2 separate regions of the Homo sapiens genome follow, and region 2 is linked to region 1. A link is a loop called in an ENCODE intact Hi-C map of the cell type or tissue named here. Cell type or tissue: CD4-positive, alpha-beta T cell. All regions are shown on one strand. Each heading gives the region's core, and the rest is flanking DNA. Links, peaks and the distances in the headings are about the cores only. Region 1 overlaps GCNT4 (glucosaminyl (N-acetyl) transferase 4). Region 2 has its middle 68 kb from the start of FAM169A.

Region 1 (16,576 bases), core at 5,251-13,250:
GTTGCAAGGTTTGGTGGCTATAACTCAGGTGAAATATGGTCTATAATAATTCAGTAAAAACCTACTCCTCACTAAAGTCCCAATAGGGATGTTGAATGAGGCATTTCCCTCAAACCATGTTCTTCTCCCAACCCATCCAGGCATTGTTGGAGCCTTCAAGGAAGCAGCAAGAACACAGAGGTGCACCCCAGCTAAGCGGACACGACCGCATTCAGGGACACCCCAGCTAAGCGGACACGACCGCATTCAGGGACACCCCAGCTAAGCGGACACGACCGCATTCAGGGACACCCCAGCTAAGCGGACACGACCGCATTCAGGGACACCCCAGCTAAGCGGACACGACCGCATTCAGGGACACCCCAGCTAAGCGGACACGACCGCATTCAGGGACACCCCAGCTAAGCGGACACGACTGCATTCAGGGACACCTCAGCTAAGTGGACACGACCGCATTCAGGGACACCCCAGCTAGGTAGGCACGACTGCATTCAGGGCTAAATGGCTACAACCATTAGCAGCTCTTCAACTAACTCTTCTTACCTTGGCAATTTAAAAACCCAGGACTTTCAAAGAAGTACAGATGCTTCCTTTCCCAGGGAAGAAAGGGGAATGGTAAGTCAAGAATGAGAGGAAGACTGAGGAAAAAAGGACAGAGTAAGGCTGAGTTTAGGGACCAAGAATGCCTGAGCTTTTTTCAGGAACAGGTTGTGGGGCACTGGGGAGAGAGGAAGAAAGGAGCTGCGCTTCAGGATGCCACAGACCTTGGGCCTGAGTCCCTGGACGAACTCTTAGTAGCTCTAAGACTTTGATCAAACTATTTAAGCTCTCTGAAGGCCAGTTTTCTTGTTAAAAATGGGGCTGGACTACTCTAGGAAAATGTGGCCAGATTGCTTTTTAAAGCAGCTCTATGATCCTGTTCCTCCTCACCGGGTGTGACCTCCCAACCGGGGTCTCCAGCTACCCCAACGCTGGCGCTTTCTGACTGACAGAGGTTTCAAACCTCCCTGGGATGCAGCTCCCAGAGGGATGGGCAGGCCGCCATCTTTGCTGTTTTGCAACTTGACTGTTGATACCTGCAGGTACTGGAAAATCTGAGATGATTAGGGACTTCATGGCTTCTTTAAAGATCCTGCCCAGACCTGTGGCTTATTGTCCTGTTTTTCAATCTACCTCCTATTTCTCCACAAAGTCTTAACAAATTCAGTATTTTAGAATTAGTGCACGAAGGCCTCCATGTAATGCTCTTTATTAATTTTATGTATATTCATCCCTCAGTATATGCAGAGGATTCATTCCAGGGCCCCCGTCCATAACAAAATCTATGCACACTCAAGTCCCACAGTCAGTCCTGAGGAACCAGGTATGGGAAAAGTTGGCCCTCCATACATGTAGGATTTGCATTCTGCAAATACTACATTTTCAACTTGTATTTACTTGAAAAAAAAAAAACCTGTGTATAATTGGACCCCCTGAAGTTCAAACCTGTGTTGTTCAAGGGCCATACTGTAGTTATTAATAATGTAGAATCACTCAATCAAGAGTTGTCACTAGGTGCACTATTCTAAGTACTCTAGATGTAATTCAATCCCCTCAAGAGATCGATGAGGTAGGTACTACTGTTATCCCTCTATTATAAGAAAGGAAACTGAGGCACTGTAAGACAACTAAATAAATGCCCAAGGTTACAGTTCTAGAAAGTGCTTTAAATGGAACCTGAACTCAGAGAGTCTTGCTCCAGACTTGCACTTTTAACCCTTTATGCAATAGTGTCTCTCAGAATATAAAGAAAAAATTCTCCATATTTCCCGCAACAGTTTTAGCACTTGACTAAATTTTCTCATTACTATGTCTTCTCTAAATGTCCTAGAACAGGAACAGGAATGGATCCCAAACATGGTCGAGGAGATCTTCCACCCTGTTTAAGAGATGATTTCCATGGAGAATGAGCCTGGAGGAATGCTGGGTGAGGAATCACATTCTGTCTCTGCAGTCAGAGGCTGAGACTGATCAATGAGCTAATGAAGAGGTTAGTCAGTCTTCCAGCCCGTAGAATCAATTCAAGGAAAAGAGAGCAAGCTCATCCTGAGGGACTCTGCCATTGGTTACTCCTGTCCCGTATCCTGTCACCAATGACTATCGATTCATTTGTTCTTATAGTTATCTGTGACACCATTTAAGCACAGAGAATTGCTAATTGTTTTAGAAAACTTTCTGGGTTAAATTTCTCTTCATGTGGAGAATATTCCCTCTTCAGGCCACCTTAAAGTTCTTAAACTTTGTATTATTACATATCAGTTTGAGAAATAGGATATGAAGAGCTTATTGATTTAGAAATGTCAGGGCTTTTGCTTCTGTCTAAAGCCTTACTAAGAAGAATCACCAGTTAAGAAGATCAATATAAAGACGAACTCACTAAAAAGCATCCTGATCTAGTTGAATAAGCTAACATCCTGCTACTGCAGCTCCTTGATTTCAATGAAGTCACTGATTCTCCCTTGGTGACTCGCTCACTGCCAAGCCCAGGGGATGTTCTGGAGTGAGACCATTAGGTGGGAGGATGACTCAGTCAGATGCAGTTCCTCCACACTCCCACAGCACTCCAGGAGTCATGCAGAGGAGTGGAAAGACAGGTTTCTTGCCTAGATGACCTTACATTCTTATTGTTCTGGAGAAAAGATTGCAAAAGCAAATAATAATCAGATTGTGAGCAGGTAAACATACCAACTATGCAAAACACAAGGAGACGTATGACTCGGTCAGAAATCCAATACAAATTGAGGACAAGCATTTCTCAAATAATAATAAGATATGGTCTCTAAAAGGAAAAGATTTTCTATTCTCTTTTTATAAAGTAAACACTTTCAGGCCGGGCACAGTGGCTCACATCTGTAATCCCAACACTTTGGGAGGCTGAGGCAGACTGGCCTGAGTGCAGATCACCTGAGATCAGGAGTTTGAGACCAGCCTGGTCAACATGGTGAAACTCCGTCTCTACTGAAAATACAGAAAATTAGCCGGGCATGGTGGCACACACCTGTAATCCCAGCTACTTGGGAGGCCGAGGCAGGAGAATTGCTTGAACTTGGGAGATGGAGGTTGCAGTGAGCTGAGATCATGCCAGTGCACTCCAGCCTGGGCAAGGCAAGATTCAGTCTCAAAAAAACAAAAACAAAACAAAAAACAAAAAAAACAAAAAACAGAAAAACAAAAAAACCCAAACCACTTTCATTAAAAAAAAAAAAAAAAAATCAGAAAAGTCCAAAAACGAAAATAAAGCTCACCAGGGGCCCATCACCTGGCAATAACATCTTGTAGACAGTATATCCTTCCAGACTGGTTTTAAGAAACACATTTTTTTTTTGGCTTTGCTTTATAACAGTCTCACTATATAGGCATTGTCTTACCTGTTTCTTTCATTTCACAGTATATTATGAACAAGTCCTAACCTAAACTGGGTCTGTAAATTATTACAGTGTAAACAAATCCTAACAGAGGTAAACATACTTTTCTACAGGAAAAAAACCATTCAAATAATAGAATTCATGTATCTAGGTCTTCTCCACCAATCCTTAATTAATAAACCCACAGTTCCTGAAGAAGCCCAGAAGTGCAATATTAAAACGGAAAATAACTTTACAGGTGGTTGAGCCCATATTTCTTCTCTAAATGTGTCTAGCCATCATTTAACCCCATCTCATTCCTGGGGTACTGGGAACACCTTCCCCCTTTACATATGTGTCTTGGTTCATTCCTGCTGCTATAATGAAATATCTTAGACTGAATAATTTAGAAACGATAGGCTTTTATGTCTTGCAGTTCTAGAAGCTGGGAAGTCCAAGATCAAGGCACAGATTTGGTGTCGGTGAGGGCTGCCCTCTGCTTCCAAGATGGTGCCTTGCTGCTGTGTTCTCACATGGCAAAGGGCAGACGGGCAAAGGGGGGGAGAGGTGAATGAGCTCCCCCAAAACATCTTTTATAAGGGCACTAGTCCTATGCCTTAGGGCTCTACCCTCATGATTTAATCACTGTCTAAAGGCCCCACTTCTTAATACTCTCACACTGGTGATTAAATTTCAACACATGAATTTTGGGGAACACATTCAGACCATAGCAGTATGTGTCTATCCAACTGCTCCCTATCAAGGGATTGGACAGAGGAGGGATGCCCAACTGCCCCTATTCAGGTCCCTTACGGTGGCATTTGGTCCAGACTGGCTCTACTCCCCACTCCATGGAGCCTGCTCTGGCTAAAGTCAACAAAAGCCTTCATGTTGCCAGAGTCAGCGACACATACCTGTCCCTTCCTAATGATCGATGCTAAGAGATAGCACTATTTCCATGATCTTATTCACTGTTTTTTTTTGTTTTGTTTTGTTTTGTTTTTCAGACAGGGTCTCACTCTGTCACCCACGCTGGAGTGCAATGGCACAATCTCGGCTCACTGCAACCTCTGTCTCCCAGGTTCAAGCGATTCTCCTCTCCTGCCTCAGCCTCCCTAGTAGCTGGGATTATAGGCACCCACCACCACGCCTGGCTAATTTTTTTGGTATTTTTAGTCGAGACGGGGGTTTCACTATGTTGGCCAGGTTGGTCTCGAACTCTTGACCTCAGGTGATCCACTTGCCTCGGCCTCCCAAAGTGTTGGGATTACAGGCGTGAGCCACTGCACCCGGCCTCTTATTGTTCTTACCTTATACTCCATTCAATTATTCTATACTCCATTCAGTAAATCTATGAGATAGGTACGATTATCATTATCCTCATCTTTCAGATTAAGAAATCAAGTCAGAAGATAAATAACTTACCTTAGTTCATATAGCTAGTATATTGGAGGAGCAAGGATTTTCAACCATGGTCCAATTTTCAACTATGGTCCAATTTCAGAGCCTATACTACTAACCACAATTCGAGACTGCCTTTCCAATCTCCTGGCAGTAGTAGAGCCTGTTCTACAACCAAAATGTATTTCAAATCCACCCACCTCTTTCCACTCCATGGGAACCTCTCTAACCCAAGCTAGCATCAACTCTTGCCTAGATACAAAATAACCTTACCTGGCTTCCCTTGCTTTCCTCTAATCCATTCTCTGTACTGTAGCCAAAATGATTTTTTAAACATACAAATCAGATCACTTCCCCTCCCTAATCCCACTCCCTACATCTAAAACCCTTCATTGGGATTTCATGTCATGTAGAATACAATAAGAAATCCTTTTCATGTCCATAAAGGCCCAGGCAGTTCCCATGGCTGCCTTACTCTACGAGTTCATCTTATTCTACTCTGTCTTTCTCATAAAACTCTAAGCAACACCAGCCTTCTAAAAGTTCCTAGAACATCCTAGTCTCTTCCTTGCCTCAGGATCTTTGCAACTCCTGTTTCCATGTCTAGACTACTTTTCCTGGATCCTAGCATGACCAGCTGCTCCAGGAAAAGAAATAGCTTTTCCTCAGGTCCTCTCTGATAACTTTTTTTTTTTTTTTTTGAGAGTCTCGCACTGTCGCTTAGGCTGGAGTGCAGTGGCGCCAACTCAGCTCACTGCAACCTCCGCCTCCCAGATTAACCCTTCTTAAATCTCTCTCCTATCACACTCCTTGTTTTCTTCTGAGCACTTGCTACAAGGAGTAGTTACTTTACTTGTTTAGTACCTGTCCTGAGACAGAAACATAAGGTCTTTGAAGGCCTCACTCACTACTTTACCCCCAGTATTAAAGACATCCATACCTGGTACGGGGTAGTTGCTCAATGGGACAGAGTCAGAAGACCTAAGTTCTAGTCTGGGCTCTGCCACAAAAAATTCTTCAAGTGACTCTAGCATATCACTTAATCTTGGCAAATCTTTCTTTCCCATGTGTTAAATGGGATAATGTTTTTTCTATCCCACAGTGCAACTGTGAAAGTCTTATGATGTAATGTATGTGAAAGTCATGGGGAAAAAGACAACTTTGGTATGCAAATGTCAGGTATGAGGACCTCCACAAGAGGAATGGTTTCTTGGGAAAACTGAGAAAGAGTCAATGTGTTATAAGTTGGTTTTATTTTTCTAAAACAGTACATTCATTATTCCCTTCATTCTGACATTCTAATCATTATTGGTTTTTCACTACTTGACAGCATTCTTTTTTGTTAATATCTGGAGTATAAATTGTCCCTAAAGTTTCAGAATTATGTAGACAAACACCTGTCTTGGATTTTGAGAGACAGGAAGAAATGTAGTTAATCTTTAGAGTTTTTTCCCCAGTATGCTCGATATTTTTCAAAAGATTAATAACCAAAAAAGTTATTTAAAAGACAGCCAAGAGCACGTGCAATCAGTTTCATGCAGTTATGATTGGCTAAACGCGGTCTGTAAGTATGTGTTGCAAAAGCTATAAGCTTTTCCTGTAAGTTCATTATCTTTTATGGGCAATTCTCCAGGTATTGCAAAAATGCAATGACTTGTTCTTGCATCCCTGTTTGGTGAAGCCATCCCTAAGGACCACGGAACCCACAAAGCAGTACTGAAGATTCTGCAGCAATGTGAATACACAAACACACCCTCACCCAGGGCCTTTGCCAGTCCTCTGTCATTCAGATCACACATCAGTGAGACTGGCTCAGCTCAGTGAATTGAGATGCCCTCAACTAAAGGAGCTCTGTTTGATGTTCCTGTGGAATGTATGACAATTGACAGCTTTCTCTCTAGGCCTGCAATTATGAACGTCATCATCTTCCCTGAATAAAGGACTACTTTACCTGCAAGATTTGGAGAATAGAGACCTAAAGGAAAACACTGAGCATGAAAATAATTCTATCAACCACCTCTATAGATTATAATTCTTCTAGCTAGAAACTTTACTGGAGCCTCTCACATTTGGGCAGAAATAAAGGACCTGTAAGATTACATGGGAAATGAGTAACCCACATCAGGATGTACATACCCACGCATAGACCTCTCAAGGTCATTGGAAATCTGGGCTGTAGCAATGTAACAACAACAACAACAACAAAAAGAAGCGCAGAATTCAGCCCATGGTCACACCAATTGGGAAACAGTAGACTTGATTCTGGGCTTTATTTCATCTGGTCCACAGGGCAAATATCAAAAGCTGACTGTGTGTGTATCTAGCTGGGCAAAGATACATGGCTAAAGTCTTTAGCAGGAAGTGTAAAGGGCCACATACAATGAAACTGAATGAAAAGTTTTTGTTTTGTAATAGATTGTGACCCTCAAAAGGGAGTAAAACATTAACAGTTTTTCTCTAAAGAAAATTCTAAAAAATATCAGAAGATGGTGAATTTCAAAAATACTTATGCCTTCAAATTTCAGTTTGATGAAAAAGCTCACATGAAACGTTTGCTTCTTTTTAGATATAAAGGATTATGAAAAAGGGGTGAATGAATGCATTACATCTTTGCCTCTCAAGCTTTATCAAAGAGGTTTCATTCCTTCTTGGGATCCCCGTCTTCTCTGCCCTTCTCACTTAGCTTGACACAACATAAAGCCAAACTACATTTTATGTTTCATGTTCTAAGTTAAAAATATGGGTTGAGAATATTTTGGCTTCTTTTTCTATAAAGTAGAAAAACTGAATTGAAAAACATGTCTATTTTTGAAAATGTGTATCTATTGCACTAGAAAGAAAATAACTTTCTCCACCTAATATCTACATGGTATGCTTTTTTTTCCCCCTCAGAAATTTTTGGAAGCATTTATTTTGGTATTATATGGCTAACTCCATATTTTTCAACTGGCCAAAATTAATTCCTCAAAGATTCCATGGCTAGCTGAAGAGGTATGGGTAACTGATTTCTAAATGTGCATTTAAAGTAGAATCTCCATGTCCATCGCAGAGGCAGCACAGGGATAAACAGACATGAATCAAGGGTATTGATGTCAGAAATGGCTTGAGGCCAGACCACACTCTTCATGAATGGATTAGACACCCTGAGTTTAAAATCATCACCCTGAAAACCCTGAGTTTTAAGTCATGAGAAGAGCTTGCTTGTTTGTTTTCTGGGTTCTTCCAATGTGGTGGGGAGCTCAGCTGGAGACTTCAACATGCTTCTGCACTTCCACTGAAAAACAGGATTGGCAGCTCTTGGCATGACTTCACCATTTAGCTAAGATCTGTGTGTTTCTTGGCTTAAAATGTACATATTGCTCTCAGATCTTGTGTGCATATTAGACACAATAAAATTAAGACTCAGGAATTCAAAAATTAAGTTAAAAGGATGGAAGAAATAAAAATCTGCAGTGCTTGGGAAAATTCCGCCACAATAGGAATTTCAAAAGCAGAGATTTCAACCTACCAAAAGTCAAATCTAGAAATGATTCCAGAAAGCTCTCCAACAGCCATCTCCTACAAGGATCCCTTCTAGCCGTAGTTTTAATTAAGTTAACAGGTCTTTCTCAATACGTAGGTTTTATTTCAGGTTAATAAAAAGTAAAAAGATTGTTTAGTTTACTAAGTGTCTAAGCCAACTTATATGTCAACTGTATACAAAGCAAAAGCAAAAACCAGACTCTTCAGATTTTCCAACAGATTATGATGTTAAAACAGTATGGTCTGGTGCCAGCATAAAAAGAGATCTGTGGGATAAAATCCAGAAACAGATCCATAGGTAAGGGTTTTACATATGGCTCTGGTAGAGAGCCAGTTGCCTTCCAACATCCATCCTCTCTTCTTTACTAAGAGAACCCTATATTGTTGGTGGTAGAAACATGTCTCTTGAAAAGACTTTCCTCTAACTTCTATTGTAGAGGAATAAAATATAATGTGGGATTTTGGGAAAGTTTTCCTATAGGAGCCTGATTCAGGTAGGAGGTACGCCATTTTGTTCTTTCTTTTCTTCTTCTTCCACTTTTCTGCCTGGAACTCCAATATGATGGCTAGAATTGTTGCACCCACCTTGAGACCATGAGGAACAGACCAAGAGAATATCAGAGACCTCAGCCCCCGTATCCTCAAGCCACTGAACCACCACTAGCAAACACCCACTTTGAATTCCTGTTACATGAGAAAAGTAAGCCCTTATATGTTTAAGCAACGTGCACTTTGAAAGATGACCGTAGGAAAAGGAAATGCTTAACCAACATATACATACGCATGTCCAGGAGCCAAATTAAATTTAAACCAGATTAAAGTGGCTACTTATACAACAGTACATTCCTATATATAGCCAAGTGCAAAATAATGTGTCTTAAATGATGCTGAACTTCTCATCCATCTATATTTAGAGGCAGATGGAGGCTTTAGGTAAATATCTGAAGGAAAGCAGATGCCAAGATTTACCAAATTAACTCTGATGTTGGCAAGAACTGTGCAGTCTGCTCGCCACGCCTCAGTTAAGCACTCTTCAGCTGATGGCAAACTTCCTCTGTGTATGGTTTCTAGTCACAGGCAGGGTACAGGTCACATAATCCCTGAAGGTCACCTCGCAGGTGGGCTGTCTTCTTGAGAGCTTGTTATGTAACAGGGGACTTTGGAACCAGCTTTTCAACAAATAGCTATCAGTACCATGTAGATATCAACCCAACAAGTACCATGTTGAATAGTTCTGAGCCACCGCCTGAATGTGCCCCTTTTCCCTCCCCTTGCTGCCTGACCCCATTCCTCTTCTTTCTGCCCCACACTGGACCCCCTCCATGTTACCTTCCTGCTTTACTTCTGTGTACATCATACAGGTTTAGAATTTAAAGCCAATGGTTCTGAACTGAAGTCCTGAGTCTGCTGCTAATAATGTCATTAATCTAGTAGCCTTCTGCCTCCTCATCTGTGAAAGAGGAACAAGGGCACTGACTCAAACGGTTACTGCGATGACTAAATGAGCTAATGCACTGGGCACATTTTGGCAGGAAAACCAGCCTGGCACAGGGCTGGATGATGGTAAGGGATCAAAAGCATTTGAAGCAGCCCAGTGTCATTGACCAGTGGCCATTCTGTAAACAAGGACTGGGCTTCAGCTTCAGCGTGCTGCATGCACTCCCGCACCCAGACACCATCTCCAAAGGCAACAGCCACGGATTTCTGCGGGGTAGACTGGTACAGAAACCACATCAAAGGCCTCCACGCTTCTCATGGTGAAGGAAGAATCAGACAAGGGCCCACTTGTACTATTTTTACAATTTTTCTTCAGGTTTGACATTTTTTCAAAATAAAAAATTGATTTTTTAAAAAAAGAATCATAGGGATAATGGGGAGAGGGCAGAATGAAAGAGCTCTAAGTCTCTGCCCCATATTAGGATTCAGGCAACACAGTTTTAGTAGCACAGTTTTGAATATTTTTTAGGTCTAGTGTCATTGCTGTCTTCTTGCTATAACCTATACTTTCCAAGTATTACCTGGTTCACTTCTTTGTTATAAAAATAACTTTTCTTGTTTCTTATTTATGAATTAGTTGATGAACATATTCTTTTTTTCTATTATGGTGGTGAAATATACATAACATTTACCACTTTAATCAATTTTAAGTGTACAGTTCAGTGGCATTAATTACATTCATATTGTAGTGCAACCATCACCACAATCCATCCACAGAACACGGTCATTTTCCAACTGAAACTCTATACAAATTAAACACTAACCCCACAATATCCTGCTTCTGGGCCCTGCCAACCACCATTCTACTTTCTGTTTCTACAAATTTGTTTACTCTAGGCCTCTATATCATAGGAATCATACAATATTTGTCCAATATTTGACTGGCCTATTTTACTTAACATGTCTTCGAGGTTCATCCATGTTGTAGTGTGTGTCAAAATTTCTTCCCTTTTTAAGACTAAATAATATTCCATTGTATGTATACATTACATTTTGGTCATCCATTCATCTGTCAGTAGATATTTGCTTTGCTTCCACCCTTTCAGCTATTGCGAATAATTCTGCTATGAACAAGGGTGTACAAACACCTGTTTGAATTCCTGCCTTCACTCGTTCAAGAATATCCCCTATATAAACCTTATATTCTTAGATATCCAGTTTCTATCCTGGTTGCCCATCCATCCCACAAACATTTACTGTGTGCCTACCATGTGCTAGGGAGGCACTGTGTTAGATTCTGGAGAGATACAACTAGAAACTCTACTGCCTGGAGGAATGCAGAGAGAAATAAACAGTGAGGTCCTAAGTGACTGATAACACAATTCAAGAAATCCCAGTTATTTTGTCACATTTGAATTTCTTTTCTATAGAAATTTTCCAGAAAAGACAGGTCACTAGCTAGCATTTGGAAATGTTTTTTTTTTACATTCAGGGATTTTCTTGCCATGATGTTGAATGGATGTTCAATTCAATGAATGATGTTCAATTCAATGTTCAACATCAGTTGAAATGATGTTCTTCCTTTCTGAGGATCTCTTCTCCAGTTCTGCATCCCATCTTTCAGCTCTACAATCATTCCATTAATGTTTTTTTCACATTGTAACTCTGCAACCTAATTAGTGTCTACCTTGTGTATCATTCCATTTCTTTCTCCTGACACATCTGCCATTATGTCTCTCTGAATTTGCCAACCTCAGAAGAGGGCAGGAGGGTTGCTGGAAAGGCTAAAGGAAGAAGGAACCTGGTAGAAGGTGATGGCTGGGCAGAGTGAGCTCCTCCTTGTTCCACTGAGGTAGAATGTGGGGGTGTAGAGAAAGGACACAGCACAAATATTGCAAATATGCTGCAGTGACACAGAGAGCAGGAGAAGGAAGAAAAAAAGGAGCCTTGGCAACCACAGGAACTCCGCTAGGTGTTGTTCCTTCTGGTCCTGGGCCGAACTGTCCCCCCTCTGCTTCAATCTGAAGGAGCTGCTCTCTCGTGGACTGTCCAGATCTTGTAGATGACCATGAGAAATGTCAGGGCTTGCAGACTCTTTGGAAACAGGTCTAACCTACCCAAGAGCAGACAGGCTGACTGGACAAGCCCGGGCACAGCCAAGAAGCAATTCTCCAAAGGGTCATCCTTGCCAGTTTTCTCCTTAACTAGATTAGAAACCAGAAAACCCAGAAAACCAACAAGAGAAGACGGGGTTGCACAGGGGAGGGAAATGAAAAGCAATAAAAGAGCTAGAAGCACAGAGGATTCCTGGGGAAGGAGTTAAAAATAGGCCACTCCAAAATACGCCACTCTGATATTGACTTTTGAGTTAACGGCACTTGCAAAATAGCAGGTACAAGACCATTCTGCCCTTCGTGCCGTTTCTTAGATGCAGGAGATGAAATCCTTAAGTGAAATGAGAAAGTTGACGGACAGTCTACTTAACAGTCTTATCAAGGACAGAAAGCTGTGGCTGAGAAAAATTTGTACAAACTTTGTTACACAACCCTTATCTTCCTAGCTGCTTCTCCCAGTTAACTACCCTAGCCCAGGCCTCTTTTTGCCTTGCTACATTTTTATAATTTCCTACTTTCTCCAATCCACTATATAAGTGTTCAATTCTCACTGCATCTCTGGGGCTTCATTTCCTTATGAGGGCTCCCCTGTCACATAAAACTTATATTAAATAAATTTGTGTGCTTGTCTCCTGTTGATATTTCTTAAGTCAATTTAATTCTCAGGCCCAACTGAAAAACTGTAGGAGTGCAGAGGTAAATTTTTGCCTTCCCTACAACAGAGATTTACTTGAGACTACAAAGAACTTTATTATCACCAGGTGTTTTTTCCATTTTATTTATTTATTATTGATTTGCTTACTATGGCAAGGGAGCACATGGCATCAAAAGAGGTTTGGAAGCATTTTGGAGCATCTTGGAGGAGGAGAGTGGCTGGATTTTATTGAGATGTTGAGGTTTGGTTTAAGGCTGGAATTTCACTGTGGGTGGGGTTTTGGGGGAGGCTTGACTTGGATTAGTTAAGGATAATGATACAACAGTTTAGGACTCCAGGTACTTTTTCATGCTCTAGAAACCACAGCTAAAAGCATTCCTACCACAAAGTTGTTCTGCCTTTTGCCTTTAAAAACAATTTTCTGCAATTATATTACCTAATTGTACTCCTCTAAGAATCATGTATGAGCAACATTTTAGGGTTTTTTTTTTAAATTAAATAACCTGAATCTCTTGGTTAAATCTAGACTTTAGCACAAAACTCTTAGGTTTTAGAGCTTGGGGGAGGTAGGTAAAGCAGAGAGAAATTACAAGGCACAATTTTTTGCTTCCTATTATTCTGAAGCTTCTGAATTCATCTTAATCTGACTATAAATAAACTGAAACTTACCTTTGTGTCACCTCCAAAGAAAACCCCAGGCTGATGGTATAAACAGCGTAGGGAAAGGAACATCACCGTCAGTTACTGAGGAGGTGCTACAGATGGCTGTACTGGGACAGTGACCGAGGATGTAGTTCTAGAACATGGGCCCTATAAAGAGAAACCATGTGCAGGAGGACTTTAGAATAACAGTAATTTAAATGCAAACAATGATTGCACTGATGACAACTATTCCTCTGATGTTAACCCAGAAGGACTGCAAAAGATGCCAAGTTTTTGAGCCTCATTAACTGTGAGGAAGGCCTCTAACAAAGATGCTCACGTTATTATTAACCCCTCAACCAGGATATCAGCACCCAAATTGGCAAAGGACACAAAGCTGAGACTCAGCTTATATGGAAAATAACAGAAATAGGAACCAAGCAGATTACCTGGATCTAGTAAGATAAATTTTAACAGAGAGAAGTACAAAACTAACACGTGCAAAAAATTAACTGTATTCGTTAATTGAGAACCCTGGTTCATGGAGAATTGTGGTTCGTGGAGAAACGTGGTTTGACAAGAGCATCTCTAGAGGACAGTTCAGTGTTTTGGCTGACCATACATTTGGCACGAGTCACAGTTTAGTTCGAGACTGTCAAAAGAAAGCAAAATGCAGCAAAACAAAAACAAAACCAAAACCATCGTGCTCCTGGACAGCATGCGAACCACAAAGCTGCAGAATGCGAAAGCTGAATGCAGGCTGCAAATCCTTGTTTCTATGAATAGTACCACCCAAAAAGGAAAGCATTTCCACAGTTTAGACCTTGGGACTAAGGAAGGGACCAACCCACTCTGCTCTGTACTGAGCAGACACCCTGAGAAATGAGTTCATGTCTGGCTACATCCCTCTGCTGGGTAGTAACTGATAGAAGTTAAGCAGCCCAGTGAGAAGCTAGTGACCACAAGACGGACCTGGAAAGGTTAAAGCTGAAGAAGTAATGACTCAATAGAGGAGTGAAAGCTGGCTCTAAATATTTAAAGAACTTATTAAAACACAAATTGCTGAGCCTCACGGGTTCCCAGGCGATGCTGATGTAACTGGTCCTGAGGCCACACTTTGAGAACCGCTGCTCTAAGTAACAAAATTGTAGTTTGTTTTTGTAATACTCTGTAGTTCTAAGATTCCACTAAGACCCGATGGCCTGTTTCTCAGTAAATCCACATTGGGAAGAATTTACTGGTTTTGAAGCCTCACACATTTGTGATTAAGATTGTTCTTTTTAACATTTCATATCGCTTAGCAGAAATTCAATCTTTCCTTTCTGCCCCTTAGTGTTTCTTATTAGTTCAGCTTCATAAAGCAGACTTCTGTTTCTGCTTCATTTTCTGGCATCTTATATGGTAGACATTTTTCCTCTGGTCTTCTTCCACTTTGCCTGTATTTTTCTGTTACGTTCAGCAGATCAAACTTCATAACATATTAAGTTGTGAGCTACCTTTATCAAATGATATCTGGCTCCCCACATCTAAAATAGTAAATACTGATCCAATCCTGTCTCCAAATGCCCACACTGAGCCCACCATCCCCAGAGATCTATTAGGATGGAAACGGCTGCATTCAATTCCTGATTAATTTTCTTTTCTCTTATATACTTGAAGCTTCAGTCTTTAGATCCCACTAGGAAAATTACAAGCATATGGGAATGCATATAAATGACATGCAAAGTAATGCAAATTAATACAAAACATACATCTCTAAATTGCTTGAGAAAAGTCTGTAAGCCTCAATGTTGATGTTATCTGCTTTGCTTCACTACACTCTGGCAAGCAGTGACTGGATCCCTTTATTACAGTTAATTTTATACAGCATCGAGCACCTGACACTTGTTGACACATTAAGTAGAAGGTGCCTTGCCTTGTGAGTCAGGCAAATCGGATCCTGGCCTTAACTTTGCCATTCCTTGGCTGTATGGGCTTGGACAGGTTCTCAACATTCTCTACGTTTCAGATTCTACAACCAGAAATGATAGAAATGGCATCATGATAATAAAACCACCAGCACTAAGGTTTACTGAGCACTTTATGTGCTTGCATAATGCACACAGGCAATCCTTACAACAGCCCACAAGGAGGTGCTGTAGAGCACGTACCCCTTAGGTGTGGTGCCGTTTCAGAGACCAGGAAACTGAGACAGGAATGTCAGGAAGCTTGGGCCTGGTCCTAAGCTAGGCAGTGACAAGAGTCAGACCCAGGAGCTCAGCAGTCTCACTGCGAGGCCTTGCTCTTAGCCATGCTGCATCTCTGTTGCGTGATTATCATCCATGTTTCTCCTAAACATTACATTTGTATGATCTGTGAAGTAAATCACTCGCAGTCACACGTGCTTTAAAACACTGTTTCTGTAAGATGTTGACAGTTTACATTACATGAGCTTGATATCAAAATACCATCGCAATCCAAGGGGGAGGGGATCCAGACATCCTGTGTGTTCAGCTTCTCCTTCCAACTCGCTCCATCGCATTCACATATGTCTAAGGCTCCCTCATCTTAAAGTACCTAGCCCTCCGTCCCACCTCTCACTCTGGGAGCAGCTTCCAGTCCTCAGACACCACCGCCTCGCCCCACCCCATCCACCCCAGGATTCAGACCACACCCCTCGTACAGAGGACCACCATCTGTGGAGAGTCAGCCAGCGAGTGCACTATGTGGCCACTAGGGAAGCCATTCCACTTAGGAGCCTCGAAAGCTGCCCAGACCCAATAAAACCAAACTTGTCTTTCCTCCTCCAATGTTCCCTGTTTCCGTAAATACCAGCACCCAAGCTTAGAGGGAGTCACGCTGCACTCTCACACCCTACACAAAACTCATCTGCTCTCACACCCTACACAAAACTCAGCCCCAGGTCTCTCCAGAGCCGGCCTTGAATCCGCCCAACGTGTCATCCCTACTGGCACTACCTCAGTCTCAACTGCCAGGCCTCCTGCACCCTCTGACCCAGCCCTGTCTACTTAGGGGCTCCTCAAGTCCATTCTCCACGGGGCAGCTGGAGTTTTGTTTTGCTTTTAATCCATATCTCATCTGCGTACTATCAGGTGTGAAACTGTCCTGAGGATCCACTCGCCACAATGCCCCTTGGCATCACCTGGCAGTGGTATCTGCTGGCCTCCCCGGTGCCATTCTCCATCCTCCCCTCAGGTCATACTGAACCTGTCTTTTCTTCCACCTCTCAGGCTCTCCTCTCCTCTGGTCTCAGCACACACCATTCCCGGGGATGGGAATACTCCCCTTTCTCACCTCTCCCCTCCCCCATGGCTGCTTAGTTTACACAGCTCCCACTCATCCTTGAGCCCACCTTCAGTCTCCCCAGCAAGGCCTCCTGCCTCAGCACAGATGCAGTGAGCTGCAGCACATCTGCGCCTCAC
Region 2 (16,576 bases), core at 5,034-13,033, 110 kb before region 1:
ACAGACCTGACTGAAGACAATTCCAAGAGGTTGAGCATTTTACAAAATATTTTATCTCTCTGGAATCTGAAGGTTTCAACATTTAAAAATTTTCATGTTAGATACTCATATATGCCAGTAAATTTGCATTTGTATATGATTTGAACTATGAGGTTTTGAACAGATTATTTCAACAAAGCAATGTACTAGTTCTGAAATTATTCTTATTTTAAATATCATTTGCATTTCTGTAAATGGAAAATTATATAAAAAATTCTAGCTCTTTTGACTGTCATTAGTATTTGACTAACACTGACTCCCCAAAGCCCTAAAAGAAAATAGCAGGAGTTGAAATTTCAGTTGCATTGGAGAAAATATGTACTTTGTTCCCTTAGAAATAAAGGAGAGCATGTTAGATGACCAGCCATGAAGAAGCTTGTCTCAATATGTTTTCTTTTGAAGCTCTAAGATAAAATAAGAGCTGTGCATATTACTGGGTATGAAAACCATCATGAACAAAAATCCAACACTGAGTGTTGCCGAAATGATACCAGTGTTGGTACAGAATTATATGGACAGGATAGGGGGCATTCATTATCCCAGATACTTCACTTTCCATGCTCAGCAGTGTGAACATGTAAGTAAATTGTAACTTATTACTTGCGGGTCAATTGATTTCCCACTGGCACATCTCTGGATTCATTTCTATTGGGTCTCCTCTTAGACAGTTTTTACAGAGCCTCAAAATGCGTATAGCCTGGAGGAGGCCATCAGTGTCTTAATTCACAACCTGGTGTGTGTGTGTGTGTGTGTGTGTGTGTGTGTGTGTGTGTGTGTGTGTGTAGAGAGAGAGAGAGAAAAAAAAGGAGGAAGAGAGAGAGAGAGACAGAGAAAGGGACGGAGAGGAAATTGTTCTCTTTCTCCTACTCCCTCAGAAGAGGGGGCATGGAGCTGTGGGAAAGGTGGGGCCCTCCAGGAGGCTAGAACCCTGCACCACCTGAAAGAGTCAGGAGGGCCCAAGTGTCTCGTCTCCTGAGGGTGTGTGTGTGTACACTACCATCGTGTGTCCAGGAGGAGATTCCTGTCCTAGAAGGGATTTCTCCTCCAACATTCCTTCTCCCTTGGGTAACCAAGTGAGGTGCTGAAACCCATCCTCTTAATTAACAGAGGTGCTCTGGGAGGCCTGAAGTCTCTTCAGACTGCTGGCTCAAACAGACCTGAGAGTGGCTGCATTTGTTTTTATGAAGCCCTACATGTGATCAGAGCTGCTCTGGGCAGCCCCAGACTATAGGCCTGAATAGAAAAATATCCTCTCTCTGATCCAGGATCCACTAGCAAAATGAGCAAGGGTTTTGTTTTTTCCTCTGGTGAAGGGAGGAACTCATCAAGTAGTTAATATGCACTACTTGACTTGATGCAGGGAAATACAGAAAACCATGAAATTTACATTTATATGACTTTATGAGAAAAGGCAGATAAACACTGCACTCGCATCCACTGAAATGGTTTGCGCACTGGAAAGTCTAACTCGTGGAAATTACCTCTCCGACTGTCATTCCTAACATTGTGAGGCTTGAGAATTCATAAACAAAATATGATGGCATCTTCCTGAACCACAGTACCCAAGTTGCTTTGCCGTGCATACAAATTCTGGAGGAATTAGATGAAATAGAGTGTAGCTTTTGCTAAAGAAGCTAGAGCATGCTTCTATATGAAGCAACAAAACTTTTCCAAGTTTTGAAAGATAGACTTGTGACATCCCAGATTGGTTGTTATTATTGGTTCTATAGCAATTGTCTTCCTTCTTTGGTAGAAACATGTGGAAGATGAGATAATGTATTTAAGCCATTTGTTGATGTTTTCCAGTCTAATCACCCTTGTTTGCTTGACAGCATTGTTGGTATGTTGGTGATATGGTAAAATATAAACTCCATCTGCAGTTATCAAAGCTTTAGTACCTCATCCTCCCATCTGAGCTAATGGATGACGTTCTAACTAACCAACAGTGGCACTTTGTGGCTGGCTCAAACTCAGATCGTTTTCCAAAGATGATGTTAGGAACATTTGTTTAGCATGTAGCATACAATCAGGAGCTATTTTTCTTTACTATATTTTTCTCTTGTTTGTTTTCTTTCCTTTCTGGATATTCTGTTTTGTCTTTGCCTATTTCTCTGGTTCACAAAGGGTCCCTTCAGTTATAATGTTAGGAGGCCTTCAGAGTTTTGGCTTCTTTTTCTCCTTCTTCCCCTTCTCCTCCTCTTCCTTTTCTTTCTTTCCTTCCCTTCCTCCTTTCCTTCTTCCTTTTTCCTTCCTTCCTTCCTTTCCTTCCTCCCTCCCTCCCTTTCTCCCTCCATTCCTTTTTCTTTTTCTTTCTCTTCTCTTCTCTCCTCTCCTCTCCTCTTCTCTTCCTCTTCCTCTTCTCTTCTTTCTTGATAGGGTCTAGCTCTGTCTCCCAGGTTAGAGTGCTGTGGTGCAATCATGGCTTATCACAGCCTTGACCTCCTGGGCTCATACGATCCTCCCACCTCAGCCTCCCCAGTAGCTGGGACTACAGGTGCATGCTACCACAACAGGCTAATTTTTTTTTTTTTTTTTTTTTTTTTTTTTTTTAGATTTGGGATTTTGCCATGTAGGACAGGCTGATCTCAAACTCCTGGGCTCAAGCAATCCTCCTGTCTTGGTCTCCCAAAGTGCTGGGATTACAGACATGAGCCATCTCACTGAGCCCAGCATCTTTCTTGATGCCAGGTTCATTGTCATTGCTGTTTGTTTTTTGTTTGTTTCAGGGTTTAGACCTTCAACATTATATGGACATTTGCTATCAGTTTTCTTGAAGATGATGGGTTAACTGCCCAAACAACTGACACACAAAAACCCAAATCACAAGAATCAGTATAATTTATTATTATTATTTCTACTCTTTGAGTTTTCATCTTTAGGATTTAAGGTACTATGGTCCTACAGGAGTCTGAGCTTATTCTAAATTCCTCACTTTCAGTCTGGGTGCGGTGGCTCACGCCTATAATCCCAGCACTTTGGGAGGCCAAGGCGGGAAGGTCGCTAGAGGTCAGGAGTTCAAGACCAGCCTGGCCAACATGGCAAAACCCCATCTCTCTACTAAAAATGCAAAAATTAGCTGGGCATGATGGCACATGCCTGTAGTCTCAGCTACTCGAGAGGCCGAGGCACAAGAATCACTTACGGTGGAGGTTGCAGTGAGTAGAGATCACACCACGGCACTCCAGCCTGGGTGACAGAGTGAGACTCTGTCTCAAAAAAAAAAAAAAATCCTCACTTTCTTCATTAAAAATATAAAGCATGTAAAGATTAAAGTTAAATTGGATCAGGAAGTGGATCCCGTGGAGTGAAGATCAGACCACGGTGGATTGACTTCTAAAGACTCTTGGTACACGAGGAAGAAACCTGGAAGAGGAAGAGGAAAGCAAAGGGGTCAGGGATGGCTCTTCCTCAGGGTCTATTGACATTCAGGGATGTGGCCATAGAATTATCTCAGGAGAAGTGGAAATGCCTGAACCCTGCCCAGAGGACTTTATACAGAGACGTGATGTTGGAGAATTATAGGAACCTGATCTCCCCGGATATCTCTTCCAAATGCATGATGAAGAAGTTGTGATCAACAGGGCAAGGCAATACAGAAGTGTTCCACATAGGCACATTGTAAAGACTTGCAAGTCATCACATTGGAGATTTTTGCTTCCAGGAAATTGAGAAAGATATTCATGACTTTGTGTTTCAGTGGCAAGAAGATGAAAGAAATGGCCAGGAAGCACCCATGACAGAAATAAAAAAGTTGATGGGTAGTACAGACCAATATGATCAAAGGTATGCTGGAAACAAGCCTATTAAAGATCAGCTTGGATCAAGCTTTCATTCTCATCTGACTGAAATGCACACATTTCAGCCTGAAAGGAAAATTGGTAATCAAGTTGAGAAGTCTATCAACGATGCTTTCTCAGTTTCAGCATCCCAAAGAATTTCTTGTAGGCCCCAAACCCATATTTCTAATAAGTATGGGAATAATTCCCCCCATTCTTCATTACTCACACAAAAACAGGAAGTACACATGAGAGAAAAATCTTTCCAATGTAATGAGACTGGCAAAGCCTTTAATTGTAGCTCACTCTTTTTTTTTTTGAGACAGAGTCTCGCTCTGTCACCCAGGCTGGAGTGCAATGGTGTGATCTCGGCTCACTGCAAGCTCCACCTCCCGAGTTCACGCCATTCTCCTGCCTCAGCCTCCTGAGTAGCTGGGACTACAGGTGTCCGCCACTACGCCCAGCTAATTTTTTGTATTTTTAGTAGAGACGGGGTTTCACCGTGTTAGCCAGGATGGTCTTGATCTCCTGACCTCGTGATCTGCCCGCCTCGGCCTCCCAAAGTGCTGGGATTATAGGCGTGAGCCACCGTGCCTGGCATCCCAGCACTTTCAGAGGCCGAGGCAGGTGGGTCACATGAGCCCAAGTATTCAAGACCAGCCTGGGCAACATGGTGAAACCCCTTTCTCTACAAAGAATACAAAAATTAGCTGGGCATGGTGGCACATGACTGTAGGGCCAGCTGTTATGGAGTCTGCAGTGGGAGGATGGCTTGAGCCTGGGAGGTCGAGGCTGCAGTGAGCTGTGATCATGCCACTGCACTCCAGTATGGGTGATGGAGCAAGATACTGTCTCAAAAAAAGAATACTTATGGTAAAGTTTGGGTAGAGGAATAAAGAAATCATTGATGTTTTATGAAAAGGTTATGGAGACGATGCCCAAAAGAAATCAACAGTTTGTAAATGAAGAACTCATTTTGATTTGGGACAAGACAGTGTTGAAAGTGATGCACGGAGCGGCAGGCAGACCATCCCCATCAGTTTCACACACACACAAAATAATCTTGTTCATACCACAGTGAAGAGGACTGACAGCTAATAGCAGAAACAATAATCAGGAGTTTGAGAACAGGCTGGTTAACATGGTGAAATCTCGTCTTTACCAAAAATACAAAAATTAGCTGGGTTTGGTTGCGGGCACCTGTAATCCCAGCTCTACGGAAGTCTGAGGCCAGAGAATTGCTTGAACCCAGGAGGCGCAGGTTGCAGTGAACCGAGATGGCACCATTGCACTCTAGCCTGGGCAACAAGGCAAAACTTTGTCTCAAAAGAAAAAAAAAAGTGTCAAGCCCCTTCTCTTTTTTTCTCCGCCATCGTGGTGTGTACTTGACTGTGCTTCTCACCAGATCTTCTCACAAGACTTTCAGAATTAAGCGATTCATGGCCAAGAAACAAAAGCAAAACCGTTCCATTCCCCAGTGGATTCAGATGAAAACTGGTAATAAAATCAGGTACAACTCCAAAAGGAGACATTGGAGAAGAACTAAGCTGGGTCTATTAGTAATTGCACATGAGATGGCACACATATTTATGTTGTCTGAGCGTCACAATCACATTACCATATCAAGCTGAAAATGTCACCATTATCTGGAGAGTTGGACATGTTTTATTTGGCATACATTTTTTCTCTCTGAATCTGTTATGAATGCATTGGTTGCCTGGGTTCAGTAATAAATATGTGAGACTTTTCATTAAAAAAATTAAAGTTAAATTTCCATGCCATTAATGGAGAAAAGGAGCATTTTAACAAAAACGGTTTCTCCCCACCCCATTTCCATTTGATGCCAATCAAAACATATCACTGGCCATTCAGTAAAAATAATTTAATAAGCCCAAGAACAAAAGCAGCGTGCTTGTACACAGACATATAAATTAAAGAAAATGAAAGAATAAAGAAAACTAAACTCTACTTGTTAGCGTATCCTGGAACGAAATTGTAGTTTTCTAACTGAGAATGTGTCTTTGTCTGTAGAACACAGTTCTGGGTTCAAGTAGCAGGTACTTTTTTTTTTTTTTTTTGAGATGGAGTTTCGTTCTTGTTGCCCAGGCTGGAGTGCAATGGCACGATCTCAGCTCACCGCAATCTCTACCTCCTGGGTTCAAGTGATTCTCCTGCCTCAGCCTCCCAAGCAGGTGGGATTACAGGCATGCGCCACCATGCCTGGCTAGCAAGTACTCTTTTTTAAATAGATGCCTCCTTTTTTGCTGCCCAACACATCAATTGTATCTTCTCCCTCCACTTTCAGCTGTGCAGGTATCTACTTCATTGATTTGCTGCTTGTCAAATGCAGATCTGATCTGCCTGACAAACCCCATCCCTCACAATAGGCTCTGGCATTTGAAGGCTTGGCTGGGACTAGGATCTGTTTCCAAAGTGGCTCACACATATGACTGGCAAGCTAGTGCTGGTTGTTAGCAGGAGGCTGCAATTCCTTACTACAAGGACATTTCCGTAGGGTTTCTTGAGAGTATCATGACATGGCAGCTGGCTTCCCCCCACTGTGAGTGATCCTGGACTCAGGTTTTGATAGAGAGAAAGGAATTCCTGCTACCATAACTTTCCTAGCCTATCCCATCACCTCCACACATTCTTGCCCTTGGGAGGAAGGGGAGTTTCCGGTTGGTAAATTTAGTGGAAGGAATTAAGTGTGGTCAGTTAGCTTCCTTGGGCTTATTTTGGAGCAGGTTAATCCTCAAGAGGCAGACATTCTACTCTCATCTATTTTTTTTTGCCAGACGAAAGGGCCCACTCTTTAGGGGAGTCTTTGACTTGTCCATCTATGCCAGGAACTGAGTGGGCTGGGTTGAAGGTAAGCCCGTGTGGCTGTAGATCTAAAGTCACGACCTCCCGTCGGCATTGCCAGTGACATTTTGAGCTCCACCAATATGATTCGATATCAGTTAGTTCTCAACAGTGGAAGAGCAGATGGGACCTCTTCCAACCTGAAAATTTGATGGAAGGGAATAAAATTAGATTAATTCAGCAAATAATTTGAAGAATGAAATTGTTTCCCACTGGGTAAATCTGAACATCTTCAAGGCTGAGGATATTACTGTGTTCAATTCTTTTCCTTACAGCCTAAGAAGGTACCATCAAGACTTCTTCCAGAGGAGTGTTTGGATAGGGAGAGCACAGGAAATCGGGGGTGGAAGTGTAGAGAGAGAGAGTCATTTTTGTTTATCATCCTTGCCCTTAAGTTTTCTCACGTGCTTTGGTCAAATGTCTAGTGGTGGTACTAATGTGAGAAATATCAACCAGTTAAAATTTTCATGGCAGACTTTTGACTCCAATCTCTACTTCCTGTTGTAACAACAGATCCTCAACAATGACGACGACTACTACTATAATAATAGTACTTACTATTTTTGAGCACCTACCATAAGCCCAACAGCATCCTTTGAACTTTACATACATTGTTTCTGATATAAATATCAGATACCTAAGAGGTAGATATTATTTTCATTTTACAGGTGAGGACAATAAGGCCCAGAGAGATTAAGAAACATGCTGCAGGTCACACAGAGATTGGAACGCCTTTCTGTCTGACTCCAAAGCTGGTGCTCTTTTCATTCTGTCACATCTCAACTTTTCAGGGTGGAGAGGGCAGTTAAAGAAGAGGGTGTTCTTGCTTTTTGAGGCTCCTTGACTTCTCCTAGGAGGGTTTTCCAGATAACCCAGAAACTCAGGGGACATTAAGGCAGAGGATTCAATTCAGAGACCATCTTACCCTTCCAACAGTCCCATCTCTTGCCCCACTTGCTTCCCAGCCGTGAAACTGTTATCACATCTAACTCGGAACTGTGCTAAGAGGCCATCTGTTCAGCCAGGAGGTGCCATTATCTTTTATGGTCCTTTAAAATGGCCGTTGCCTGAGTAATTGAAACTGCATTTGACAATGGAAGATGAGATTCTGTGTCTCTGAGGGACCATATCTACATTGCTATTTTGTCTTCCCATGGCAAAAGGAACTTGAAAGAACTCGAATGTTGAGAGGGAAGAACAGCAATTACCTTAATAGGTGTGGTAGTCAGAATGATGGCTTTCCACAGCTATCCATGTCTTTTTCCCTGGGACCTGGGAATGTGGTTCCTTACATGGCAAAAGGGACTTTGCAGATGTGATTAAATTAAGAGATTTGCATTGGAGGAGATTATTTTGGATTATCTGGTGGGCCCAATATTATCACAAGGGTCCTTAGGAGGGAAGGAAGGAGGCAGGAGAGTCAGAGAAGATGTGACTACAGCCGCAGAGGATTGCTGACTGGGGGTCATAAGCCAAGGAATGCAGGAAGCCTCTAGAAGCTGGAAAAGGCAAGGAAACAGATGTCCCCTAGACCCCTAGAAGTAACACAGCCGTGCTGACACGTTTTAGTCCAGTGAGACCCAGTCAGATTTCTGACTTCTAGAACTGTATGTTAATTTGTATTGCTTTAAGGCACTACATTTGTGGTCACTTGTTACAACGGCAGCAGGAAATGAATACACTAAGATACTCTCTACTCTTCCTCACTTAATTATTTATACAACTGGCCATTAAAAATCCTGGCCAGAACCTTTGTGTCTACTAGGGACCTCGCCATCTAGTCTTTTCTCGCAAAGCAAGAGGCATCGGCATATCACGTCTGGCGTACCATGTTGTTATTGCCTCTTTTCATAATGGCCTTTTGGAGCAAAGAGCTTACACAATACTGTTTCATACTGATAAGTAAAGAAACTTTGACAGATCAATACCATTTCTGTGGAGTCAAACACTAGGGGGCTCTGCATAGCCTGTTACTTACTCTGAGATGTAATAAATACAAATCAGCAATAGTACAATTAGTAGATGGCATATGTCCATTTGTGGCTTGTGCTTCTGGAAAACAAGGCATGGCTATCACCACTAGGCAGCTCCCTGGGTTTCCTGAGTCAGCTATTACCAACGGAACTGCTTCAGTGCTACGGGAAATGAGGTGAAAAAAGTCAATGACTACCAGTCAAGCTCCAAAGGAAATGGCACAGCTAATGTAAGTTCCTCTGAAGCTGACCCGGTATCTGCTGGTTGACAGTTAATGACCCTGGTTGGGACCCCATTAGAGAGTGGGGTAAAGAGCATCTTTGTTTTCAGCTGAACACTTTAGAAACTGCCTTGTGGATTAAAGGCGTCCACTGACTAAATGCCAGCCAGCAGGATAATGATTTAACTAACCCTCCTGCTGAAGCTGGTGGAAACCCAGAGCAGTCATTTCCTGGTAGAAACTCTTACCACAAAACAAATTCAACTGATTTCTGCCTGCTCCTCTCATCCTCTGTGGAGATCAGAAAGAGCAAAACAGTTTGAGCTGGTTAAACCAAAGATGCCTTCCGGAGGGCTTCAATTTGCCAACACCGCAGGAAGCCAGGATGAGCCGGGGTCCAATAAACCCCATGCGGCTTTGGCGCAGAGTGTCAGGTCACTTCCAGATTCTTACACTCCTCTGTGCTCTGGGCTATCTCCTCTATGCACTCTCAGGGGAAAGTTCCCCTCATTAATTAAATGCTGCATTACCCCTTAATGAGTGTTATGCACTGGTCACATTACTGCTAAAGCAGAAATAAGGCATTACTGCCTTAAGCATTGGAAATCATCCCAGTAACTGGCTAACGCTAAGCTTGTCAAGATACCAGAATCTAACATCGAATTAGTCAACCAAATTACCAGAAGGAGATAAAGTGACAGTTTGGCATTTCCATTTTACTGACAGGGTTAGAAATCTATGTCCCTTACAACGTATTCCCTGAGCACCTCTGACGTGCTGGCACACTTAGAAAAAGCTAACTAATCCTATGTTAATGTGTACAGTCAGGACCCGAGACCTAAATCTAGGTAGTGTCTCAGATCATTCACTATTTGGGATTATTTGCATTTCTATTATTTTGTCGCTAGGAAGATGGCAAGATGAACTTAGACAAAATTTAATTCTTGGGTGGGCACTCTGCCAGATGTATCATTTAATCTACAGACTAACTTGGTGTCAGTTTGGGTCTTCCAATAAGCAAATGCTGAGATAGACTCACAGTTATCGGGGAATAACACTAGTGTCTCTATTTCATTTACTTCGGCTCTGATCTTTGTGATTTCTTTTCTACTGGCAAATTTGGGTTTGGTTTGTTCTTGTTTTTCTGGTTCCTTGAGATGCAACATGAAGTTGTTAATTTTTGATCTATTTTTTTTTTGATGCAGGCATTTAATGCTATAAAATTCCCTCTTAGCATTGTTTTTGCTGTACCCCAGAGGTTTTGGTATGTTGTGTTTCTGTTTTAATTCATTTCAAAAAAGTTTTAAATTTACACCTTAATTTATTCATTGACCCAGTGATCGTTCAGGAACATGTTGTTTAATTTCCATGTATTTGAATAGTTTCAAAAATTCCTCTTGTTGTTGATTTCTAGTTTTATTCTGCTGTAGTTTGAGAAGATACTTGATATGATTTTGATTTTTAAAAATTTGTTGAGACTTGTTTTGTGGTCTAAAATATGGTCTGTCTTGGAGAATGTTCCGTGTGCTGATAAGAACATATATTCTACAGTTGGTGTGCAGATTAGTCTATAACATTCTAAGTCTATTTGGTCAAAAGAACAATTAAGTCCTTTTTTTTTTGTTATTTTTCAGTCTCGATGACCTGTCTAGTGCTATGACTGTGGTATTGAAGTCCCCCACTACTGTATTGCTGTCTATCTCTTTCTATGGGTCTGCTAATATTTGTTTTATGACCCTGGGTGCTTTGGTGTTGGGTGCATATATATTTAGGATTGTTATATCCTCTTGCTGAATTCATTCCTTTATCATTATATAATGACCTTCTTTGTGTGTTTTTATTAAATTGTTTTTGATTTAAAGTGTGTGTGTGTGTGTGTGTGTGTGTGTGTGTGTTGTTTTGTTTTGTTTTGAGATAGAGTCTTGCTCCGTCACCCAGGCTGGAGTGTAGTGGTGCAATCTTGGCTCACTGCAACCTCCGCCTTCTAGGTTTAAGTGATTCTCCTGCCTCAGCTTCCCGAGGAGCTGGGATTACAGGTGCCTGCCACCATGCCCAGCTAATTTTTATATGTTTAATAGAGACAGGTTTTCACCAGGCTGGCCAGGCTGGTCTTGAACTCCTGACCTCAAGTGATCCACTTGCCTCGGCCTCCCAAAGTGCTGGGATTACAAGTGTAAGCCACCACACCTGGCCCTAAAGTCTGTTTTTTTTGTTTTTGCTTTTTTTTTTTTTTTTTTTAAACGGAGTCTCGCTCTGTCGCCCAGGCTAGAGTGCAGTGGTGTGATCTCAGCTCACTGCAAGTTCCACCTCCTGGGTTCACACCATTCTTCTGCCTCAGCCTCCCGAGTAGCTGGGACTACAGGCGCCCGCCACCATGCCTGGCTAATTTTTTTTGTACTTTTATTAGAGACGGGGTTTTACTGTGTTAGCCAGGATGGTCTCGATCTCCTGACCTCGTGATCCACCTGCCTCAGCCTCCCAAAGTGCTGGGATTACAGGAGTGAGCCATCGCGCCCAGCTAAAGTCTGTTTTATGTGATGTAAGTATAGCTATTCCTGCTTGCTTTTGGTGTTTTTTGTTTTTTGTTTTTTTTTTTTGACTGAGTCTCGCTCTGTCACCCAGGCTGGAGTGCTCACTGCAACCTCTGTCTCCCAGGTTCAAGCAATTCTCCTGCCTTAGCCTCCTGAGTAGCAGGGATTACAGGCGCATGCCACCACTCCCAGCTAATTTTTGTAATTTAGTAGAGACGGAGTTTCACCATGTTGGTCAGGCTGGTCTCGAACTTCTGACCTCTTGATCCGCCTGCCTCAGCCTCCCAAAGTGCTGGCATTACAGGCGTGAGCCACTGTGCCCAGCCTCTGCTTAGATTTTAAAAAAATCTAAGAGGAAATTTTTCCTAACTCATTCTATGAGGCCAGTACCACTCAAATACCAGAACTAGACAAGGTCATAAGAGAAAAAAAACAAAAAAACTAAAGACCAATATCTCTGGTAAATATAGATGCAAAAATCCCCAACAAAATACTAGCAAACCAAATCCAACAGCACATCAAAAAGATAATATACCATGATCAAGTGGTTTTACACTAGGGAGGCAAGGTTGTTTCAACATATGCACATCAATAAATGTGACTCATCACATAAAGAGAAGGACAAAAACCACACATGATCATCTCAATAGATGCAGAAAAAGCATTTACTGAAATTCCTTCATGATAAAAGCCTTCAAACTAAGCATAGAAGGAACATACCTCAAAATAATAAAGGCTGTGTATGACAGTCCCACAGCCAACATCATACTGAATGGGAAAAAGTTGAATGTGTTCCATCTAAGAGCTGGAACAAGAAAATAATGCCTACTTTCACCATTCCTATATTCAACATACTACTCAAAGCCAGAGAAATTGGGCAAGAGAAAAAAATAAAAGTCATACAAGTTAGAAAAGAGGAAGTCAAATTATTCCTGTTCATTGATGATATGATCTTATTTCTAGAAAACCCCAAAGACTCCACCAAAAAACTCTTAGATTTTATGAATAAATTCAGTAAAGTTTTATGATAAAAAATCAACCTGCAAAAATCAGTAGCATTTCTATATACCAGTAATGATCAAGCTGATAACCAAATCAAGAAGGCAATGCCTTTTACAATAGCTAAAACAAAACAAAACAAACAAAACAAACAACAACAGCAAAAAAAAACCACCCTAGGAATGTATTTAACCAAGGAGGTGAAATACCTCTACAAAAAAACCCAAAAAACACTGAGGAAAGAAATTTTAGATGACACAAACAAATGGAAAAACCTCCCATGTTCATGGATTGGAAGAATTAATATCATTAAAATGAGTATACTGCCCAAAGCAATCTATAGATTCAATGTAATTCCAATCAAAATACTGTCATTCTTCATAAAATTAAAAAAATCCTGATTCATAATGAATAATAAAAAAAAAGAGCCCAAATAGCAAGAGCAATCCTAAGTAAAAAGAACAAAGCTGGAGGCTCACTTTACCTGACCTCAAGTTATATTGCAAGGCTACAGTAACCAAACCAGCATGGTACTGGTATAAAAATAGACACACAGATCAATGGAACAAAATAGAACTAAGAAATAAAGCCGTATATCTAAAGCCAAGTGATCTTTGACAAAGTTTGACGAAAGAATACCCTTGGGAAAGGGCAACCTTTTCAAAAAATGGTGTTGGGAAAACTGGATAGCCATATACAGAAGAATGAAATGAGATCCCTGTCTCTCACTATATAAAAAAGTCAATTCCAAATGGCTCAAAGGCTCATGTAAGACCTAAAACTATAAAAATACTAGAAGAAAACCTAGGGAAAATTCTTCTGGGCATTGATCTAGGCAAAGAATTCATGACTAAGATTTCAAAAGCACAAGCAACAAAACCAAAAATAGACAAATGGGACTTAAACAAAAAACTTGTGCACAGCAAAAGAAATAATCAACAGAATGAACATACAACCTGCAGAATGAGATAAAATATTTTCAAACTATGCATCCAACAAAGGACAAATGTCCAGAATTTACAAGGTACTCAACTCAACAACGACAACAAAACAAATAGCCTTATTAAAAAGTGGACAAAGGACATGAAAAGACATTTTTCAAAAGAAGATATACAAATGGTTAATAACATATGAAAAAATGCTCAATATCACTCATATAATTAGAGACATGCAAATTAAAACCACAATGAGATACCATGTTGCACCAGTCAGAATGTCTATTAATAAAGACAAAAACAACATATGTTGGTGAGGATGGGGAGAAAAGGGAACACTTACACACTGTTGGTAGAAATGCAAATTATTACAACCTCTATGAAAAACAATATGGAAAATTCTCAAAGAACTAAAAATAGAACTATTCAATCCAGCAATCCCACTACTGGGTATCTACACAAAAGAAAAGAAATCATTCTATCAAAAAGATACCTGCACTCATATGTTTATTGCAGCACTACTCACAATACCAAAGATATAGAAGCAACCTAAGTGTCCATCGACAGATGATTGGATAAAGAAAATGTGGTATCTATACCCAGTGGAATACTATTCAGCTATTTAAAAAGAATGAAATAATATATTTTGTTGTAATATGGATGGAACTGAAGACCATTTTCTTAAGTGAAACAAGTCAGACAAAGACAAATGTTGCATGTTCTCACAAGTGGGAGCTAAATAATGTGTACACATGGACATAAAGTATGAAATGATAGACACTGGAGACTTGGAAGAGTGGAGGGCTGGGAGCGGGGTGGATGATGAGGAATTAGTTAATGGGTATGATGTACATTAATGGGCATGATGTACACTAAAAGCCCAGACTTCACCACTATGCAATATATTCATGTAGCAAAATTACACTTGTACCCGTTACATTTATACAAATAAAAAAATTAAATTAAAAATGATGCAGTAATCCAGGCAAGAAATGATGAAGACTTGGATTGGGCAGGGCATGGCGGTGGGGATAATCATATTTAGGACGTATATTTTGAAGGTAGAATTGATGGTATTTGCTGGTAGACCCAATCCAAGGTGTGGGAGAAGAAAAACATCAGAATGACACCAAGGTGGTTGGCCTATGCAGTGAGAGGTATGGTGTTGCCACTAGCTAAGAAAGAGAAGACTGCAGGAGCAGCTGGTTCAGAGGGCTATTAGAAGCTCATGCAGCTGTGGTAAATTTGAGATATGTAGGCAATAGACACAAAGGTCTGGAGTTCAAAGTAGAGTTCTGGGCTGGAAATATAAATGTTAAGAACCATTCACTTATAGCTGAAAAATTAAATTTAAAGCAGTGAGTGCAGCTGACATTACCAAGGGAGGGAGTGGACATAGATAAGAGAGGACCAAGGTCTGAACCCTGGACTCTCCAACCTTTAGACACCAAAAGAGATAAGAAGAAATTAGCAAAAGAGATTGAGAAGAAGAATAGGAAGAAAAACAGCTAAAAGAAGCAATTATTTCAAGTGATCAACTGTGTTAAATGCTGGTGATGGGGTATGTAAAGTGAAAACTGTGAAATAACCATTGGATTAAGAATGTAGAGAGATCGTTGGAGACCTTGAAAAAAGTAGCTTCAGTGAGATAGTGGGGGCGAAACCTGACTGAAGTGGGTTCTAAAGAATTTGGAAACAGTGTATATATTATTATTATTCTTTTTTTATCACTCTTAGAATTGAAATATATATATATATTCTAAGGAACTCGCTTGTAAGGAGGAGAAAATTAGGGCAATGTTTGGAGGGAGAAGTGAGATCAAGAGAGGGTTTTAGAATATGGGAAATATGACAGCCTGTTTTTATATTGGTGAAAATTGTTCAGTCAAGAGGAAAAAATTGATAATACAGGAGAGAGAAGGGAGAATTTCTAGTGTGAGGTCTTGAGTAAGAGGGGTGAGAAGGGATCTAGTGCATGTGTGGAAAGGCTGAAAAGGTGTGAAGATTCAAGATGTGGAATGATATGGAGGAATTAGGAAATGAACAGAAAAGAACCCTTCAGAATTTGCCAGTCACTATAACCCTTTTCTTGATTATTTTGGGCACATGTACTTGCCTCATACAAGCCAACTTTGATTGTCAGGCCTCCTCCAAAGTAATAATTTAGTTGGGAGGTGGGCCATGTAGCATTAGTAATTTGTGCACAGTGAGGGCAGCCATATGACCCAAGCATGGTATTCTTTTTTTTTTTTTGGAGATGGAGTTTCACTCTTGTTGCCCAGGCTGGAGTGCAATGGCACCATCTCAGCTCACTGCAACCTCCACCTCCTGGGTTCAAGCGATTCTCCTGCCTCAGCCTCCTGAGTAGCTGGGATTACAGGTATGTACCACCACGCTGGGCTAATTTTTGTATTTTTAGTAGAGATGGGGTTTCTCCATGTTGGTCAGGCTGGTCTTGAACTCTCGACCTCAGGTGATCCACCCGCCTTGGCCTCCCAAAGTGCTGGGATTACAGGCGTGAGCCACCGTGCCCAGCCAAGCATGGTATACTTCTTCAGAACTTCTATAGCTGCCATATCACACTCTTGGCTCCTAAGTGTGTGGTCAACTCAGATCTCAAGATCACCTTCACATACGTTTAACTCTGAGAGAATAGAAATGGAACAGTTAAACATGCAGGAAAAGGGAGACAGCCCTGAAAGCTTCAGAATTAGACAAGAATACAGAGGTGAGGCACAGGAAACAGCACGATGGTGCTGAGCGCCCAGCCACAGAAAGGAGTCGCACTGGAGGGAGCTTTGGGGTAGGGGTTCTAATAAGTGGAGAGATCTGCTTATTAAAAAGATTCTGTTGGGGGAGATATTCATTCACATTCTGCTTCTATTACTAAATTTCATTCAACATTTCAATAAATTCAGCGGTTGGCAAAGGTGAAGCATAAGACAATTTTCACTGACTGGCTCTCTGCAGGCTCCATTAACTGCCTTCTACACCAGGATGTGAGTATGGAGAGCTTCAAATGCTTACAAGGTAACAATAGAGTGCTCAGCATTACAAGGGAGTGAGTGAAGGAAGACTTGGCACACAATGAAATGTACCACTCTGTGCCTTTACCTATTCCTTTCTTAGGTCCACATACTTCCTCCCTTAGGAAATCTTCAAGGCAGGGTCACAAATTATATAAAGAGGATATATTTGAAGGTTGAAAAATTAACTTGATCTAGTAATAATCCACAGGTT

What was found. Hi-C counts contacts between places; a loop is a spot of excess contacts. Peaks named below come from ENCODE experiments on the same cell type or tissue, not always from the same donor. Only the 100,000 strongest peaks of a DNase experiment are listed, where the experiment ranks them.
Region 2: it touches region 1 in a loop (2.8-fold over the local background); 21 of 110 quality-filtered maps call a loop at or near these places.

The regions. Positions count from the first base shown.
Region 1 is chr5:75,034,716-75,051,291 of GRCh38, forward strand. GCNT4 (glucosaminyl (N-acetyl) transferase 4) reads right to left here. Exons shown (of 4, transcript NM_001366737.1): 3 at 13,182-13,322. Among named protein-coding and RNA genes, the nearest start is that of GCNT4, 9.6 kb to the right of the region's middle. RefSeq lists an enhancer at 1,861-3,060. In CD4-positive, alpha-beta T cell, for the core only: no CTCF peak of the experiment used is centred there; a DNase peak (open chromatin) is centred at 10,016.
Region 2 is chr5:74,926,444-74,943,019 of GRCh38, forward strand. It overlaps the pseudogene LOC100131411 and the pseudogene RPL39P21. Among named protein-coding and RNA genes, the nearest start is that of FAM169A, 68 kb to the left of the region's middle. In CD4-positive, alpha-beta T cell, for the core only: a CTCF peak has its summit at 8,617 (motif pointing right); a DNase peak (open chromatin) is centred at 8,708; H3K4me3 peaks cover 921 bases; H3K27ac peaks cover 999 bases.